2 separate regions of the Homo sapiens genome follow, and region 1 is linked to region 2. Evidence: chromatin loops called from intact Hi-C (ENCODE). Cell type or tissue: chondrocyte. All regions are shown on one strand. Each heading gives the region's core, and the rest is flanking DNA. Links, peaks and the distances in the headings are about the cores only.

Evidence for each region. Hi-C counts contacts between places; a loop is a spot of excess contacts. Peaks named below come from ENCODE experiments on the same cell type or tissue, not always from the same donor. Only the 100,000 strongest peaks of a DNase experiment are listed, where the experiment ranks them.
Region 1: a loop joins it to region 2, with 3 times the contacts of the local background. A loop is called at or near these places in 10 of 110 quality-filtered maps.

What each region holds. Positions count from the first base shown.
Region 1 is chr6:33,308,670-33,314,525 of GRCh38, reverse strand. It overlaps TAPBP (TAP binding protein), which reads left to right and starts at 448. Exons shown (of 8, transcript NM_003190.5): 1 at 448-521; 2 at 662-832; 3 at 1,049-1,309. The coding sequence starts at 485. ZBTB22 (zinc finger and BTB domain containing 22) reads left to right here. Exons shown (of 2, transcript NM_005453.5): 2 at 1-108. In chondrocyte, for the core only: no CTCF peak of the experiment used is centred there; no DNase peak of the experiment used is centred there.
Region 2 is chr6:33,202,252-33,208,218 of GRCh38, reverse strand. It overlaps SLC39A7 (solute carrier family 39 member 7), which reads right to left. Exons shown (of 7, transcript NM_006979.3): 4 at 5,792-5,956; 5 at 5,519-5,659; 6 at 5,113-5,309; 7 at 3,782-4,678. The coding sequence ends at 4,406. HSD17B8 (hydroxysteroid 17-beta dehydrogenase 8) reads right to left here and starts at 3,564. Exons shown (of 9, transcript NM_014234.5): 1 at 3,499-3,564; 2 at 3,100-3,317; 3 at 2,882-2,998; 4 at 2,680-2,772; 5 at 2,494-2,579; 6 at 2,307-2,391; 7 at 2,043-2,085; 8 at 1,770-1,844; 9 at 1,388-1,581. The coding sequence starts at 3,550. The coding sequence ends at 1,565. MIR219A1 (microRNA 219a-1) reads right to left here and starts at 384; the gene lies at 275-384. RefSeq lists enhancers at 1,971-2,851, 2,852-3,734. In chondrocyte, for the core only: a CTCF peak has its summit at 2,873 (motif pointing left); a DNase peak (open chromatin) is centred at 3,586.

The DNA.
Region 1 (5,856 bases), core at 1-5,000, 110 kb before region 2:
CAACTCGGTTCTCATGGAGGAGTGGGTGGAGACAAGGAGGGAGTAAGTCGTAGGAGTACAAGGTTTTTATTTTTTTTAACAGTGATTAAAATATTTATTGGTCATTTACTTGGCTTCCCGATAACCCGTGTGTTTGCTGGGGACGCGGCACAGATAGGGGGAAGCCGGAGTAATGGTTTTCGGGCAAGTGGATGTTGGAGAGCACACACAGGAGTTGGGGGGCGGGGGAGGGCCTGGGGTTGGGGAGGGCTCGAACTCGGGGCTGCTGGGTAGTCCAGGAGGGCGCGGTAAGGCTGGGGTGTCCTGGTGAGAACTGGAGAGGATCTACCCGGGTCCCTGCCTGGCCAGTGGGGAAACACCGGTCCCCCAGGCACCTTCACCTAACCAGAGCGGGGATTTCCACCGCCCCTCATGCCGCCCTTTGGAGGAAAGTGAAAGTGAAAGGAGGAAGAGGAGGCTTCATGGCTGAGGAGGTCGCAGCGCCATGAAGTCCCTGTCTCTGCTCCTCGCTGTGGCTTTGGGTGAGCGAACCCCGCGACTCATCGCCCAAGAACTAGAGGGAAGCGGAGGGAGGTGGCCCCACTGGAGCCGATGCCAGGGTGGGAGTGGGGCAGGTCACCAGACATACAAACCGCTCCTCACTCGCGTCCCTATACGCCAGGCCTGGCGACCGCCGTCTCAGCAGGACCCGCGGTGATCGAGTGTTGGTTCGTGGAGGATGCGAGCGGAAAGGGCCTGGCCAAGAGACCCGGTGCACTGCTGTTGCGCCAGGGACCGGGGGAACCGCCGCCCCGGCCGGACCTCGACCCTGAGCTCTATCTCAGTGTACACGGTGAGTCTCTAGGGACTCGCCGCCCCCCTACCTCTGTCGCCTCCACCGAAACCCCCTCCTCTTTAGATCCGGCAGTGACCTCAGGCCTCAGCTTCCCCTTTGTAAAGTGAGTCTCACTACGGGGTAGTCTGTGCATTTGAAGTTCCCCGAACGCTGCCCTTCCAGCCCCTTTCCCGGCGGTGACTCTACAGCTGCAACTTCCTTCTCTACACTCAGACCCCGCGGGCGCCCTCCAGGCTGCCTTCAGGCGGTATCCCCGGGGCGCCCCCGCACCACACTGCGAGATGAGCCGCTTCGTGCCTCTCCCCGCCTCTGCGAAATGGGCCAGCGGCCTGACCCCCGCGCAGAACTGCCCGCGGGCCCTGGATGGGGCTTGGCTGATGGTCAGCATATCCAGCCCAGTCCTCAGCCTCTCCAGCCTCTTGCGACCACAGCCAGAGCCTCAGCAGGAGCCTGTTCTCATCACCATGGCAACAGGTAGCTGGGGAGGGGAGGTGGAGAAGGGTGGGTAGATTCTAAGGGTCCAGATCAGCCGGTGGTCTCGCTTTATGGACTTGAGCAAGACATTTCGCCAATCGGGGTTCAGTTTCCTTTTTTTGTTAAGAGAGGTGGTTTGGCTAGAATGAATCAATCTCTACCGCTCCTTCTAGCCCTCACCCAGTTAAAAAAAAAAAACAAAAAAAAAACTGCAGCTTGGCAGGGGGTAGGGGGAAAGCAGGGCCGGGCAGGGGGGTTACTTTCTGGTGTTTCGAAGGGCGGGGCTTTGAAGAGGTGGGGTTTCCCGACACCAGACCTTGAGAGACTTGTCAGGTGATGCGAGGTGGGAGGGGTTCAGAAGCAGGAGCGTTTTTTCTCTGCTCTTCCCAGATCTGTGTCTTGCTCTGCACCCTCAGCTTTGCGGGTCACTCTTTCAAAACCCAGCACTCTATCCCCACCTGCGCCCACACCCGGCGCTGCGGCAATCCGCAAAGCAAAGGCTCTTGCACTCTAGCGCGTTGACCTTGCCTGACAGCCCCGTGTAGGGATGTGCTGCCGCTCTGTGGTCCGCAAACAGGTGGGCTCGAGTGGGCGGATGGACGCGGCTGGAGATTGGATAGCTCCTATTGCACTGAAAGGTGCATTGCAGTTTGAGGCCCAGGAGTCAGAAGCTTTTCTAGGCTGGGACGTGGGAGGGACTGTGCAGATAATTCAAGAATGAGGAGAGTCTGACCTGGATATCTGGGAGCTCTCCCTCCTGGCAGCGGAGGCGGGGTATTCCGGGGTAGAATACCGGTAGAGTTCTTAGCTTTTCTATCTGGATTTTATGTCAGCGACACAGCCCGATGGACAGGGCAACCCCAACCAATCCCTGCACCCTCCCTTCCCTCCACCCTCCTGAGAATTACCCACAGAACCAGGGAGACAGACTTGAAACCCACGCTGAAACCCTCACCTCTGCCTATACCTCCATTCTTAGTCTCAAGCCCCCACCCTGGCAGAAGCTGAGGAACACTGCTCTTGTGTAGACAGTAGCTCTCTCTGGTGGGGTGGAATATTTCCTAGGGCTACTGGCTCCACCGAGGTGATGATGAGAATGGTCTTTGCTTTCTGAGTTTGTTTTTCCAACTGTAAAATGTGGATACTATTTCCCAGCTGCTTTTCTTGTTGTGACTATCAAGAGATGGCACTGTGTTAATTTATCCATTGATTCAATAAATACTTTTTAGCACCAAGAATGAGTTAGGACTCAGCAGTTCTCAGTCCACACTGTTGGAGGTTTCTAAAATATACTGAAACCTGATTCAATCCCATGCTTAGCTTGGCCGATTAAATCAGAATCTCTGGGGTGGCCCTGGGTGCCCTTAAGGGTCACAAAGATGATCTGATGTAGACTCTGCTCTCCAGGAGGTTCTGGGCGTATTTGCCACGGATAATCCTAATGTAAAGTAGAAAGTGAAGGACATGCAGACAGGGAGCCCTGGAAGTGCCCGGGTGGTAAGATTGTCTGTATTTCACAAACAACTGGGGTCAAAGCAAGGTGCTGTGCTATTTATTTATTTTTATTTTATTTATTTATTTATTTTTGAGACAGAGTTTTGCTCTTGTTGCCCAGGCTGGAGTGCAATGGCGTGATCTCACGCTCACCGGAACCTCCGCCTCCCTGGTTCAAGCAATTCTCCTGCCTCAGCCTCCCGAGTAGCTGGGATTACAGGTGCCTGCCACCACACCCAGCTAATTTTGTATTTTTAGTAGAGATGAGGTTTCTCCATGTTGGTAAGGCTGGTCTCGAACTCCCAACTTCAGGTGATCCTCCCACCTCGCCTCCCGAAGTGCTGGGATTACAAGCGTGAGCCACTGCGCCTGCCTGCTATTTATTTATTTATTTATTTTTGAGACGGAGTCTCCCTCTTATTGCCCAGGCTAGAGTGCAGTTGCAGTGGCATGATCTTGGCTCACTGCAACCTCCGTCTCCCATGTTCAAGCAATTCTTGTGCCTTAGCCTCCCCAGTAGCTGGGATTACAGGCTTGTGCCACCACGCCCACCTAATTTTTGTATTTTTATTGGAGACAGGTTTCACCATGTTGGCCAGGATGGTCTTGAACTCCTGACCTAAGGTGATCCACCCACCTTGGCCTTCCAAAGTGCTGGGATTACAGGCATGAGCCACCACGCCCGGCCTGCTGTGCTCTTTCTTTTCAAGCATTTCTGCTTGATCAGGGATTTAAGAAAATGAAAGCTGTTGTACTGATGTAAAATTAGAAATGAAATCTCTCCAGGGTCCAAGATCATTCATGATTTTGCTAATATACATTTATACTTGTCTTATCAAATATTTTTAAATGTTTATTGACAAATATGCTTATTTATTTATTTATTTGAGACAGGGTCTCCCTCTGTCGCCCAGGCTGGAGTGCAGTGCAGGCTGGAGAGCAGTGGCATGATCTCAGCTCACTGCAACCTCCACCTCCGTGGCTCAAGTGATCCTCGTGCCTCAGTCTCCTGAGTAGCTGAGACCACAGGCATGTGCCACCATGCCCAGCTAATTTTTGTATTTTTTTTGTGGAGATGGGTTTTTGTCAGGTTGCCCAGGCTGGTCTTGGACTCCTGGGCTCAATTGATCTGCCCACCTTGGCCTCCGAAACTGCTGGGATTACACGTGTGAGCTGCCTGGCCCCAAATATACTTTTTTTTTTTTTTTTTTTTTTTTGAGACAGAGTCTCACCCTGTTGCCCAGGCTGGAGTGCAATGGTGTGATCTCTGCTCATTTCAACTTCTGCCTCCTGAGTTCAAGTAATTCTCCTGTCTCAGCCTCCCAAGTAGCTGAGACTACAGGCGCCCACCACCAGGCCCAGCTAATTTTTGTATTTTTAGTGGAGACAGGGTTTGGTCATGTTAGCCAGGCTGGTCTTGAACTCCTGACCTCAGGTGATCCACCCACCTCAGCCTCCCAAATTGCTGGGATTACAGGCGTGAGCCACCACGCCAGGCCTATACTTTCTTAATATACTTTGTGTGTATAGTGTTTAATTCTCACCATTCTTTTAAAATATTATGGAGTCAGGTGAGGTGACTCACGCCTGTACTTCCAGCACTTTGGGAGGTCTAGGTGGGAGGATCATTTGCACTCAGGAGTTCAAGACCAGCCTGGGCAACATAACCAGACCTTGTCTCTACTAAAAATTAAAAAAATGCTGGGCGCAGTGGCTCATGCCTGTAATCCCAGCACTTTGGGAGGCCGAGGTGGGCAGATCACCTGAGGTCGAAAGTTCAAGACCAGCCTGACCAACATGGAGAAACCCCGTCTGTACTAAAAATACAAAATTAGCCAGGCATGGTGGTGCATGCCTGTAATCCCAGCTACTCGGAAGGCTGAGGCAAGAGAATTGCTTGAACCTGGGAGGCGGAGGTTGCAGTGAGCCAAGATCATGCCACTGCACTCCAGCCTGGGCAACAAGCGTGAAACTGTCTCAAAAAAAAAAAAAAAAAAAAAAAGGTTGGGTGTCGTGGCATGTACCTATGGTCCCAGCTACTCGGGAGGCTGTGTTGGGAGGATTGCACCTTTGATGGGTGACAGAGTGAGACCCTGTCTCCAAAAAAAAAAAAAAAAAAAAAAGAGTTAAACTGTAAAACCTTTAGGTCTTGTTTATTATTTTTTTAAATTTTTTCTTTTAAATAGAGATGGGGTCTTGCTATGTTGCCCAGGCTGGTCTCAAACTGCTGGGTTCAAGTGATCCTCCCACCTCAGCCTCCCAAGGTACTGGGATTACAAGTCTGAGCCACCCTGCCCAGCCAGGTTTTGTTTATTAATTCTATGGATTTTTTTTTTTGAGATCAAGTTTTGCTCTTGTTGCCCAGTCTGGAGGGCAATGGCATGATCTCGGCTCACCACAACCTCCGCCTCCCAGGTTCAAGTGATTCTCCTGCCTCAGCTTCCCAAGCAGCTGTGATTACAGGCGTGTGCCACCATGCCCGGATAATTCTGTATTTTTAGTAGAGACGGGGTTTCTCCAGTCTGGTCTCAAACTCCCAACCTCAGGTGATCCACCGGCCTCGGCCTCCCAAAGTGCTGGGATTACAGGCGTGAGCCACTGTGCCCAGCCTGTGGATCTTTTTTTTTTTTTTTAACAATTCAAAAGTATGTTTCTGGATTTTGACAAACTAAGTGAAATTGCATACTGTTTTTACTCTACTGAACAATTCCATGAAGATGAGAACAGTTTAACCTTATAGGCCTCAGAAGCTAGGATTAAAAAGAACATAAAAATAATTACAAGAAGAAAAAGATTACTTCTACCTGAAGGACCTAGACATTTCTGGGAAGAAACAGCAGTGAAAGTGACCTTCATGTACATGGAGTATTTAGATCAGGGGTCTCCAATCTTTTGGCTTCCCTGAGCCACACTGGGAGAAGAATTGTCTTGGGCCATGCATAAAATATACGAACACTAACGATGGCTGATAAGCTAAAAAAAAAAAATGTGAAAAAATCTCATAATGTTTTAAGAAAGTTTATGAATTTGTGTCGGGCTGTATTCCAAGCCGT
Region 2 (5,967 bases), core at 968-5,967:
GAATATCTGGGACCCCAGGAGGGGACAGAGGGCTCGTGAAAAGGGCTACCTCCCCCACTCTGCGTACCCTGGCGACTCTGGGGATCAACCCCCCTCACTTCTCCGTAACCCCCATTCCAGGATCCCGGGGGAAAAGGCTGCAAAAGATCTGCCGCTTTAGCCTTCTAGTCCTGAGAACACACCTAGGTCCCGATGTGCCCGGGATTCCCCTTACCACCCTGGGGACTCCCTCCACCCTCTGCTTTGGCTCTCCCTAGACCCTCCGACCCGCTCTCCCGCTCGAGGTTTGGGGGCGGCGGCTCGGGACGTCCAGACTCAACTCTCGGCCGGAGCCATAGACTCGAGAATTGCGTTTGGACAATCAGGAGCCGCGGCCCGGGGCGGGGAAGGGAGGGAGGCGCACGGGAGGAAAGGGGGAATGGAGACACCACGCGGAAACAGGGACATACACAAGATGGAGCTCCCATTGGGAAGGGGGGGTGCGCGTGTGGGTGGGGTACACAGGGGCAGAATGTCTGGAGTGGGAAGTGGGCAGAAGCCTCTTCGAGGACTCTAGAGTAAACGAAGGGGATGGGGAGGAAAGAGAAGAGGAAGGGGCAGAGCGATCCCCATTGAGTGTAGGGAATGAGAGGGATACAGGGCGAGGGGGTGGGGGGCAGTTAGAGACCCTGATGGGCATCTTGTCCCCGCCCGAGCTGAGGCTCCCGGACTTGGGCTGCGGCTGCCAGGGGGTGGCCTGTCCCTGGGACAAGGCAGCAGTGGGTGCCCTCGCCCCCCACCCCAGTTCCCCCCTACTTCCCTGTCCTCTCCTTCAGTCCGTGGCCAGTCCTTATGTGGGCGCCAGAGTCGATTAGCGCAGACCCCCCTCCCCTTCCTCCTCCTCTTCCCAGCCCCCTCCCTCCTGCTCTCTCCAGCCCCTTTCATCGGCTGGTTCATTCCCCTAATCCTGGCCCCCTCCCCTAATCCCCCCCATCCGACCCCAGGCCGGCTGCAGCTATTGTAAGGTGGAGAGAAAGGGGAGGGGGGGACTCAGAGAAAGGAGAGGGGTGGGGGAGGGCCACCTGTTCCAAGACCCCCTTTCAAGGCCAGACTGGACACCAAGATGGGGCCATGAACAAATCACCCTTGGGGACCATAAGAACCCAGGGAGTTGGGGGGAGGGGACTGGTGCTGCAGAACCAGTGGAAAGGGGTGACGCACGAACCCCTCCCTTCAAAAAGACCCGGAGTGTCACGCATACACAGTGACACATACTCTTTCCTCTCACACCCGGCGGCGGGGGTTGCCCTGGGAGACCAGGCAGAGAAAGGGAACAATCCTTCGGGAAAGGGAAAGGAGGGGGAGGTGGGGAAGGGTCTGAGGGCTTGGACACAAGAAGAGCCGGAGGTGGCAGGGAAGAGGACTTGGAATTTATTAGGGTCACAAGCACCCCTGCTTCCCATATTCAGCATTCCTGAACCATACACTGCCACCCCTTTTGTATCCTGGGAACTTAGAGTCCTCATCAGCAGGAGGCCAGGCAGAGTGGTGGGGGGGTGAGCAGAGTCCAGGGTCCTTGAGGCAGTTACATGAAAAGACCTCCTGGGAGGGGCAGAAACATTTGGACAGATGCATGGGTGGAGACACAAATGGGCTAGGGGGTACCCACTTCTGTCCCTGGCCTTGGGAACCTCTGCCCTTCCCAGTGGCTCCAGACTCCCCTTACTTGCTTTCTCATATAGTCTGGGTTCTACTTCTCTGCCCTCTCCCTCCCCATGCTGGCCTCATACCAGTGACTTCCACTGAGGTCCCTGTGATGTATCCACTATCTTCAGATGCCAAGAATGCGACCACATCTGCCACATCTATGAGAATGGTGGGGAGAGGGCAGAATTCTGCTCACTCCCATAGACCCAAAACAGCCATAATCTCCCACCAAAGACATCCCTCCCCACAAACCTCTCCACAGACACCAACCACCAGTCCCCTAGAAAATCCCCAAACTTTGGGGATCTCTTCATTCAGGCCCCCTTCCCAGGGACCCCACTACATTCAGTGCTCACCCTCAGGGTCCCCCAAGTGTCCCATCGGGATCATTTCAGTAATCTGTAAGGAAATACTCATGTGGGTGAAAGCTTCTTTTATGGATTTTTTTGAAGACTGAGTCTGTGACCCTTTTTTGTCTTCATTTCTCATACATTCATTGAATATTTAATGTTTGCCAGGAACTGTGCCCAGTATTCTCTCTCTCTCTCTCTCTCTCTCTCTGTGAAGCCCAGAGAGATTGAGTCTCTGAATGATTCTGCCCTCCACCCACAGCCTCCTACCTTGTCCACCACTTTCTGTGGCACTTTCTGTGTCATGGGTGTTGCAATGAACCCTGGGAGGACAGAGTTACAGCGGATCCCATGTCTGTGGGAAGGAGAGTGGCTGCCGATTCTGGAGAGGGCTGAATGCTGGTACCTCCCTCAGACCCCCCAGGTGCTCCCCAGCACCCTCAAGCATCTGACCAACCGTCCAAGCTCCCGGGCTGCGGTCTGGGTCAGCCCAATCACTCCAGCCTTGGATGCTGCATAGTTTGTCTGCCCCACGTTCCCCACCTATAGGTGAGTCAGAGATGTGGAATGAGTCAGGAGTCTCAAGGAGGGGTTCTCCTCTCTATACCACTTGGCTGGCTGACCTCGTCCAACTCAACCTGACCTTTCCTACGATGCTACTGATGTTGATGATGGAACCACGACAACCATTGGACACCAGGGCTTGTGCTGCAGCCTGAGTGACTAGGAAGGTGCCCTGGCGGGAAAGGGTAACAAGGGAGAAAAGATCAGCTGGGGTGACAGCCCTCCTCCAACTCCCTCCCCAGGCTAAGGGGGCCAAACGTCGCAGGTTCAGAGATCGCCACCTTGAGGTTGACAGCTATGACTTTGTCCCAGTCATCCTCAGACATGTGCAGCAGAAACTCATCCTGGGTGATGCCCGCACAGGACACAACGACAGATGGTGGGCGAGAAAAGCAGGCCTATGGGAGGGGGAGGTTACGCATCAAAAACCCCCCACAAAAAGCCGGGGCAGTGGAGGCAATATCAGAGCTTTAGAGGGGGAAAGTGGCCTAGCGTTCACCTGCACTTGTTCCAGCAGGCACCTGGCGGCCCTGGCCTCAGACACGTCAGCCTGGAAGGCAGCATGGTTCCCTCGGGGCGGCCCCTCCTTGCTCCCTGGCCCGCCCAGCAGCCGCACCGTCTCCTGTGCCGCTGCCCGGTCCAGGTCGCAGGCAGCTACGGTGGCCCCCTCTCCGGCCAGGCGTACACTGACCGCTCGGCCGATGCCGCTCCCCGCACCTGAGGTAGGACAGAACACGCCGGACCGGGCACGGGGAGGAGAGGGCAGGGATCAGAGGTCACAGGGCAGAAAGTAAAATGTGGGTAAGGGGCCAGAGGTCACAGCGGCCGCGCACTCCAAGGGCACGCCCCTGACCTCACTCCAATACCCCAAACCGCCCGGGGAAAGAACCCCCTCAACCTGTGACCAAGGCCAGTGCGGAGCGGAGTCGGTTCTGGAGCTGAGACGCCATGGCGGGCTGTGGGTGGGTGGGAATCCCAGCACTAAGCCAATCCCAGCGCAGAGGGGCGTGGCAAGGGCAAAGCCGGGGCCAATCAAAGGCCCGCCAGCCTTAGGCCATCTGCGGCCACCAGCGCAGGCCGACCTCCCACCGAGGGGGCGTGGCCCGACACTGCTGCTTAGGGGCCCCGGGTGTGGAGAAGACAAGGGGCCCCATTCCCCCCAAAAAGACAAAGACTGCATGTGGGGCGGAAGATCGGAGGTCTTTATTTCCGGTTACCACCCCTCCCCCTCGATTCAAACACAGTGATATAAAAGGAATAGAAACAAAAAAAATCAGGCCATGAGAATACCAACTAACCCTCTCCCACCCCATCCCCCCAATCACTCCCAAATCAGGACACACGATTGATGTTTGATGTTTATCCCCGACTCCTCCTGTTACCCTCTCTGTCCAGGACTCTGGTCTTCCCTGAAGCCTCCACCAACTGGTGGGAGAAAGGAAACTGGACCTTGGAGAACTTCCTGTGTAGCAACTTGGTTCTCCGAGAACAGGTGGGGTAGGGGACACCAGGTAGGCTGCCATCACCCCCTGTCCCTTCCAGCCTTCTTCATGGCCCCATTTAGCCTTCCAAATGCAACATGGTCAGACAGTGCCCAACACTATGGTCCCTCTGGCCTCTCATTCTCACCGCTCCAGCCTCTGTAAGACTGCCAGCCCTTGAAGGCCCTAATGCCAAAGTAACCATTCTCCCAGGCTACAGTTCCTTCCTTTGGCAGATGTCCCTGGCCAGGGCCCCCAACCTCTACGCACCCCTGACCTGGAGTTAGGGGTAGAGGTTTGGGGCAGGGGTAGTTTATCCACCCCTCACTCAAGGTGGGCAATCAGCACCATCATGATAACTCCCCCCAGCAGCCCCAGCACCTCCAGAAGTGATTGCAATGGTGATGCCTCCCTCAGCAGCTCGGGCAACACAGACACTGTTGCTACGTAGATAAAGCCACCTGCAGTAAATGGCAGGACCCAGCCAGGACCTGCACCACCTGCAATTTCACTGCCCACTGCTCCTCCTTCAGTGAGAAGGGCACAGGCTGTGCCTGCCAGTGCCCCTACTGCTGTCAGTAGTTGCAGACGCATCGCCTGATGGGCAGAAAAGAGAAAAAGGCACTCACCAATAGCTAAAGATTATCAGTGGTTTAGAAGTGGCTGGTGGGGTATAGGTATAGGGGACATGGATTTGGAAACTAAACATCAAAATAAAAAGAGAAGAGGGAGCAGTCTAGAATAGACAATTTCTGAAAAATCTTAAGAGATCAGAGGTCCTTTCCACAGACTTTCTGATTGAGTAGGCGTGTGTGTGTAAGACTCCACTAAACCATTCAGATGGTTTATAGACCAGTTTAAGAAATACTGAGCTAAAGGACAAAGTAACCAGAACTTCTTCCCCCTCATTTCTAGAGGACTTGTCAATGACAGTATGAATTGTTTGGAACTAATAAGAGGCTGTTTGGGTTTAGGGTGAGTGAGGAGAGATAAAGGGTTTGAGGCAGCTGTGTTTGGCAGACATCACCAACCTGCTTTTTGCTGCAGCCAGACTGGACCAAGATGGCAAAGTCTCCGACCTCGTGGGGCACTTCATGTAGCAGGACAGTCATTGTGGTCAGGATCCCTAGTCCCCGGCCCCCTCGAAAGGAAGCCCCAATGGCCAGACCATCAGTGAAGTTGTGTGCCAAGTCAGCAGCCAGATTCAGGTACCCCGACACACGCAGGTCTTGTACAGGACAAGAAGAGAAAATGATCAGAGGCTTCCATCACCACTTGTTCCAGTCTTGGTCAGCTATTCTCACACCTCCCCTCAGAGACCACTTTACACCCAGTCCTTTAGTGTTTCTCAGATACCTGCCATTACCCACAGCACATATTCCATGTGATTTGTGATGATGTCCCTTGCCCAAATTTATCACCAACTCTGGCCCTTACCTAAGCCTCTTTTTTCTTCTTCAGCGTTCTGAGGTCTCACTGGCCCATCTTTGGGTACTGTGCTCCCTCCTCGCCTCTTCTGAACCCCTCTTGTTTCCTTTTCTTCTTCCTCTGAGCTCTGCTTCTCCTTGGTAGAACGCTCTGAGGGAAGAAAAGAGTTGGTCAGAGTGGAGAACAGATCTTCCAACATGTCCTCTCCCTCCTGAGGGCCATAAGATGAGGAGATTCTGAGGCAGGCAAGTCAGCTTTCAGGAAAGTTGTTCCTGGGCTCACCTTGTCTTCCATGTCCATGACTTCCACGTGTATGACTGTGAGCGTGTCCATGTCCATGACTGTGACCATGTCCTCCTTTCACATGTCTCACAAATTTCTCCACGACAAGAAAGGCAACAATTCCACTGAGAACCCACAGTCCCACAGACAGAATGGGGCCCTGGCCTGGGAATGGA